2 separate regions of the Mus musculus genome follow, and region 1 is linked to region 2. Evidence: chromatin loops called from intact Hi-C (ENCODE). Cell type or tissue: left cerebral cortex. All regions are shown on one strand. Links, peaks and the distances in the headings refer to the core of each region. The heading gives the core; the rest is flanking DNA.

Evidence for each region. Peaks named below come from ENCODE experiments on the same cell type or tissue, not always from the same donor. Only the 100,000 strongest peaks of a DNase experiment are listed, where the experiment ranks them.
Region 1: a loop joins it to region 2, with 2.9 times the contacts of the local background. A loop is called at or near these places in 5 of 42 quality-filtered maps.

The regions. Positions count from the first base shown.
Region 1 is chr11:4,864,481-4,867,385 of GRCm38, forward strand. It overlaps the pseudogene Gm17793. Among named protein-coding and RNA genes, the nearest start is that of Nipsnap1, 8.0 kb to the right of the region's middle. In left cerebral cortex, for the core only: a CTCF peak has its summit at 1,600 (motif pointing left); a DNase peak (open chromatin) is centred at 1,580.
Region 2 is chr11:4,257,455-4,260,359 of GRCm38, forward strand. It overlaps Lif (leukemia inhibitory factor), which reads left to right and starts at 114. Exons shown (of 4, transcript NM_008501.2): 1 at 114-234. In left cerebral cortex, for the core only: a CTCF peak has its summit at 1,469; a DNase peak (open chromatin) is centred at 1,438.

The DNA of each region.
Region 1 (2,905 bases), core at 275-2,774, 610 kb after region 2:
CTCACACACACACACACAGAGAGAGAGAGAGAGAGAGAGAGAGAGAGAGAGAGAGAGAGAGAGAGAGAGATTAAACATTTAAAAAACAATAAGAAATGCTATTTCCAGGCTGGTGAGATGGCTCAGTGGGTAAGAGCACCCGACTGCTCTTCCGAAGGCCCAGAGTTCAAATCCCAGCAACCACATGGTGGCTCACAACCATCCATAACGAGATCTGACTCCCTCTTCTGGAGTGTCTGAAGACAGCTACAATGTACTTACATATAATAAATAAATAAATCTTTAAAAAAAAAAAAAGAAATGCTATTTCCAAGTAAGGCCACATTTCATGGTACTGGGGTTAAGAGAGGCATATCTTAACCATCTCTCCAGCTGGATGAGGGTGTTGCTGTGGACCTCCAGGGTGTGAAGGTATTCATCATCAGGGCCAAATATGTAGTCTTCCTGGTCCTCTTCCATGTCAAACACCAGTGGGCTGTAGAAGTAGTCAGGCACATTCCACCATCCCTTCCTGCAGAGGTCACTCATTCCTGTCTCCTGTAGACGCCTACTTGCCTTAGAACAAAGCAATTCCAGACAGCTGGTTGCTCCGTAGAAAGGCAATTCTGGCTTCAGGAGCTATATATGTATGCTCACTCCCAAGGAGCAAGCTTTGACCCACCTTAGGGAGGAAACTCAAATGCCTCTAGCTTCTCTCTTCGAAACTCCCTGTGATTACTCTTAGATAATATGTTGAGTCTTCACTTGAAGGTCCAAACACCTAAAATTTTCTTCTTTATAATGTCAAAACTTCTGGAGCAGATCTACAGACCATGGAGTAGAAAAGTCCCTGGAGGCTGGTGAGGAATGAATGAGCTGGAGGAGGAAGATCTCTACATGGTTTTCCCTCCTTGAGACAGGACCTTCTGTAGGGATGTATCAGCCAGTATGACTGAGCTCTCTCTAGGAGCCATTATTATGCCAGGATAGCTGGGGAGGTTTGGGGAAATCATATTCTAACAAGGATGCTTCCTTAAACGTCACAATTTAAACCTTTGCATCCCAAGGCCTGTTTCCCTCCATAAAAATAGATGCAAAGGCAAAGTAAACTGCACTCCCATCACTCTTTTTTTTTTTTTTTTTTTTGGTTTTTTTTCGAGACAGGGTGTCTCTGTATAGCCCTGGCTGTCCTGGAACTCACTTTGTAGACCAGGCTGGCCTCAAACTCAGAAAATCCGCCAGCCTCTGCCTCCCGAGTGCTGGGATTAAAGGCGTGTGCCACCACGCCCGGCTTTTTTTTTTTTTTTTTCCCCTTCACTCTTAAAACTACACCGCCATCTTGCTACTTTGTTGCCTGTGATGGTGCTGTGTGCCTTTGCAACTATATCTCTGTCCAGGGATCACGTGGGTTGTTCAAACTTTATTTAGTTTGCTTTATCATATTCGATACCTACTCTGCTCACGCTCATATGATGCTATAGTAGTTAATACTAAGTGAATAGCCACAAGACATCTCAGTAGTCACAAAAAGCAGTTGCTAGAGTCCAAACTACAGCAACAGGCTCCCTCAGAGACAAGATGCTAGCATGCGTTTCTAAGCTAAAGTGAGTGGTGCCACCTTGTGGCAATGTTTTGTAAGCACAGTTGTAAGTCATTCCATACCAGTAACTTTGAAATTGTTCAATGCTTGAGATAAGTTTGGGGGAGTGTTTGTATTATTTCTTTACTTGCATAAAAATGTATTTGATTAATATGCTTATGTAAATACTATGTTAAAGTAGCACCATTCATATTTGCATATGGTGTCTAGGACCAAAGGATTGGAACTTGGTCTTGTAGCTCATGCCCCAGCAGAGACAAAAGCTTTTGAGTCACTGTCCCTCCTGTTTGAGGTCCCATGAGAGCTGGGGAGTACAATTCCCTGAGAGCAGTTGGGCCTGAGCATAAAAACCCATCAATAAGGAGCAGGTGACAGAGCCACAGCTGCGTAATTTGTCTCTTTGCTCTTCTGCAGCCTATTCAGTGATGATCTATTTGTCCCAGGGAATGGATGGTGGCAGGTTTGTCCATATTTTACACTTAGGAACCTGCCTACTTCTCTCTGCCCAGTGCAACTCATCTGTCTCTGTCCTCGGTTCCTCTCATTTCATTCCACGAGTGGACAGCAGGCCTTGGCAAAGAGTTATGAAGGTGGATTCTAAGAGGGTGGTTTTGGAAAGAAATGAAGAGAAGAAGGGGAAAAGGGAGGGAGGGAGGGAGAGGAAGAGGGAGAGAGGGAGGGAGGCTGAGACTGTTCCCTGCATGGGGGGGGGATGGTTGGGAAAACAGGAGAGAGAGAGAGAGAGAGAGAGCGAGCTAGCGAGCTCAGATTTGGGGTTGGGCAGAAAGGGACCTCAGAGAGCAGGGGATGATGGGAAGGTAGATGGAGAAGGCATGAGACAGGAGGAATTTGAGGTCCTGAGGAGGCTTGCTTGTAGAACGTACATTGAGGAGACTGGGGTAAAGCTCTTGCTTAGCTTTCCTGTTGCTCTGGGCTCTGCCTTTAGGCTGAGCTTGAGAAACTGAGTCTGATCTAAATCACCAAGCTGGACCTCATTCGAGATCCAATTGTAGTAGCCAGCTTCCAATATGCCCTTGGCCTTTTTGGATATTTGCATTCACATACTTGGTGCTAGGAATTGAACCTAGGGTCTGTGAATTCCTCGGTGAGTGTTCAACCGATGAGCTGTATCTGAAAGACTCTGAGAGGAGCCCCTCGCTCAGGCCTCAGGACAATAGTGGACACCCAAGAACTCACGATAGACCGAGCTTGTTGTAAACCACATGAGGCTTTATTCGGGGAAAGCCAGAGCTCTGGGGACGACTCATATCCCACGCAGGGGTAGAGGAGTCGACCTCGAGAGGAAAGGGGTCCCAGTTTTTATAG
Region 2 (2,905 bases), core at 218-2,717:
CAGGCTCCATCTGTGGTGTGGGTGCTCTACCTCTCTGGTCCTCAGCTTGGGGGTGGGGTGGAAGTGGGGGGAGCCTCAGGCCACCAACTTCAGACGGAAGTCAGGTGGGGGGCAGGGTGAGGAGCCAACGCCAGAGGAGCCTCAGGAGGAGAGGGAAGCAGAGGGGCCCAACAACGATGGTGTCACCCTGAAGACTGGACAACTGTGCAGACTGTGGAGGGCTGCGAGACCACGGTAGGATTCCCTTGAGGGGGCAGGGCGGAGGGGCACTGCTGCACCCCACACTTATCCCCAGGAGGGTAGATGGTCCATCAGTTGCTCCCCTGTGGATCAGGGGCACCTGCTGGCCCACACAACCCTCCAGCATTCGCTCTCCCTGTCTGTAATGGATGCATTGTAAGTCAGGCTTGGAAGTCTCTCTTGGAGGATGGCCAAGCAAAGCTGGAGAGACCAGCTGTGGAAGTGTCCCGTGGGTTAAAGTTCACAGGATGGGTAAAGGGCAGTGGAGAGAGCACATGGATTCCAGGCTTGCATTGTGCCATCGTGGTAGGGTCAGCCTGATTCTAAAGGCAGTCATGATTTCTGCATCCCCAGGGGACTCAAATCCCTTTTCTTTTTCTAGAGTTCTGAGCTTGCAGAGGCCTCATTTACCCTCCGGTAGATGGAGCAGTGGAGGGCCGTCCCTGTCCATTCAAAATGGGCTGCAGCAGTCCACGGGGACCATCATGGGTGCTCTGGGGAACTTGATCAGCCAAGGTCATTACTCCTCTGCCTTTGACCTTGGGCCAGATCGGAGCTTGGCCGGTCTTCGTCCCCCCCGCATCCGAGCTCCAGGACAGTGACAAAGAGAGAAAAACAAAAACCAAGTCTGTGCAAGAGCCCCCTGCGTTGGGTGCTTGGCATCCAAAATTCCAAGAGGCTCTTACCTCTAATTTGTCAGTGTTCCTCCAAACCTGCTAGGGGGCTGACAAAAGGAGGGGACATTGTTCCCAGGATCCTGTCCATGTCATGCCATGCCGGGACAGGACAGTAAGGGGAGCCTGGGACTAGTCTGTACAACCAAGTGGTTTAGTTTGCTTTGATTCTTGCCTCTTGCTGTGTGAATTTGGGCAGTTCATTTTCCTTCTCTGGGTCACCGTGGCCCCCTGCGAAGTTGACAGTCTGATCCCCACCTGGAAGAACTGTCAGGACAAGGTGGGAGCAGGTAGCAGGACCAGGAAAAGGCCACTGCCCCCTCCCCCAGAGCCATGGCAAGGCTGTGCCCCATTGACCACTGAATGTGGTTCTGGCACCTCCTTGTGGCCAGTCTTTTGGGCTACACCTTGCAGATATTAGGACAAAGCTCTGGAAGCCCCCAAGAGGAGCCTTCTTCCCTTGTGTTGGTGAATGGCCTCTGCCCACCCCCATCCTGCACCCCAGACACCCACTCACTTCCTCAAATCCAGTTATCCAGCCCCACCCACCTACTGGTACGGACTGAACAGGCGAGCTGGCGAGCCGACTGTACTTGCTGATTCTGGGCAGCAGGTGGCGCTGCTGACCAGGGCTTGGAGCTGCTAAGCGTTTACAGGGCAAAGAACCCTAAGTTCAGGTTTCAAGGTTATAGAGGGAGCCCATCCACACCCCCGGCGTCAATGACTGGATCTAATCAAGGCAGTAGGATCTCAGGGAGCGAGTCCTCTCTGGAATCTTCACAAGCAAACTAGTTTGGAAGTCTTGGAACCCAGGACAAGCACCAGGGCATATATTATCAAGGATGGCCCACTGACTTGTTGTGTGGCTTTGGCAAAGTGGCATGCTTTCTCTGGGTCTCACCTTTGCAGCTGTACCAGATAAAGATGTCTATAATAAAGGTGTATCTTGTGGCTTTGCCAACTTAAGATTGACGATCCTGTTATCAATTTTGCACACGTCGTAGCTGAGGTTTAAATGATGACGCCACCTGCCTGAGGTGGCGCACCTTGTAAATGACAACTAAATCTGAGTCTAAGGTCTGACAGACTCCAGGGTCCACGGCCCCTCTGTTCCAGCTAACAGAGTCGCACCCTGCTTGGAAAGACAGGCAAGGACTCTGTGTGGTGGTGGGGGGTGCTAAGATGACTGTTACAGAGAACCATCTTCCCTCTAAGATAGTCTTCCCTCTCAGCCTGCAGGTCCAAGTCTTCGCAGAGGAGATGCCACAGCTGAGGGGTGACATGAGGGTTGGGCACAGGTCTCACCTGGAAAGGCAGGGAACAGAAGCAGGATCCAGGGGTCAGGTGGGGTGAGGTTAGCTGGGCAGGAGATCAGAGTGGATTTTGTCACGGAGCCCTGTGGCTGATAAGCACTGGCTACCTGGAGCACTTAGGCAGCGAGGGTTGCTCCCCTGGGATGACTGGCCCCAGAGCTCCTGACAGATCTTGCTGCCCTGAGCATCTCCTAGCTGTCCCAACTACCCGTTAGATGTCCCTGGCCTTACTTCAGAGAGGGCGGGCTAGGGTGGGAACGCGGGGTTTTGCATCTTCGGTGACCCTGGACAATTCAACTCCTGAGCTTCAGTTTCCAAGTGTGACAAAGGAGAAATGGGAGTGGGCTGGAGGCCTTAGGGGGTCTTCTGAGCACTCTGTATGATTTTCTGGAGTGGATTGGGGGGGGGGTGTCCCTGAGACTGGCATGCCAATCTTGAGCCCTGGAAGGGTCTTCGAGATTTGCAGAGACCCCAGGTTTTGGGACTAGTATGAGACAAGAGTTGATTGACCCTGTGCTTCCTGACAGGATAGCCAGTCCTGGCTATGGCCCACTGTCCGGGCAGCTCCACCTGCTTCTGTCCCCACAGCCGAAAGCTTATTCTTTTCTTTCCCAGGAAGTAGACACTTCACTCTGACGAGTCTTTCTCCCACCCTCACCTCACTATGGAACCCTTCAT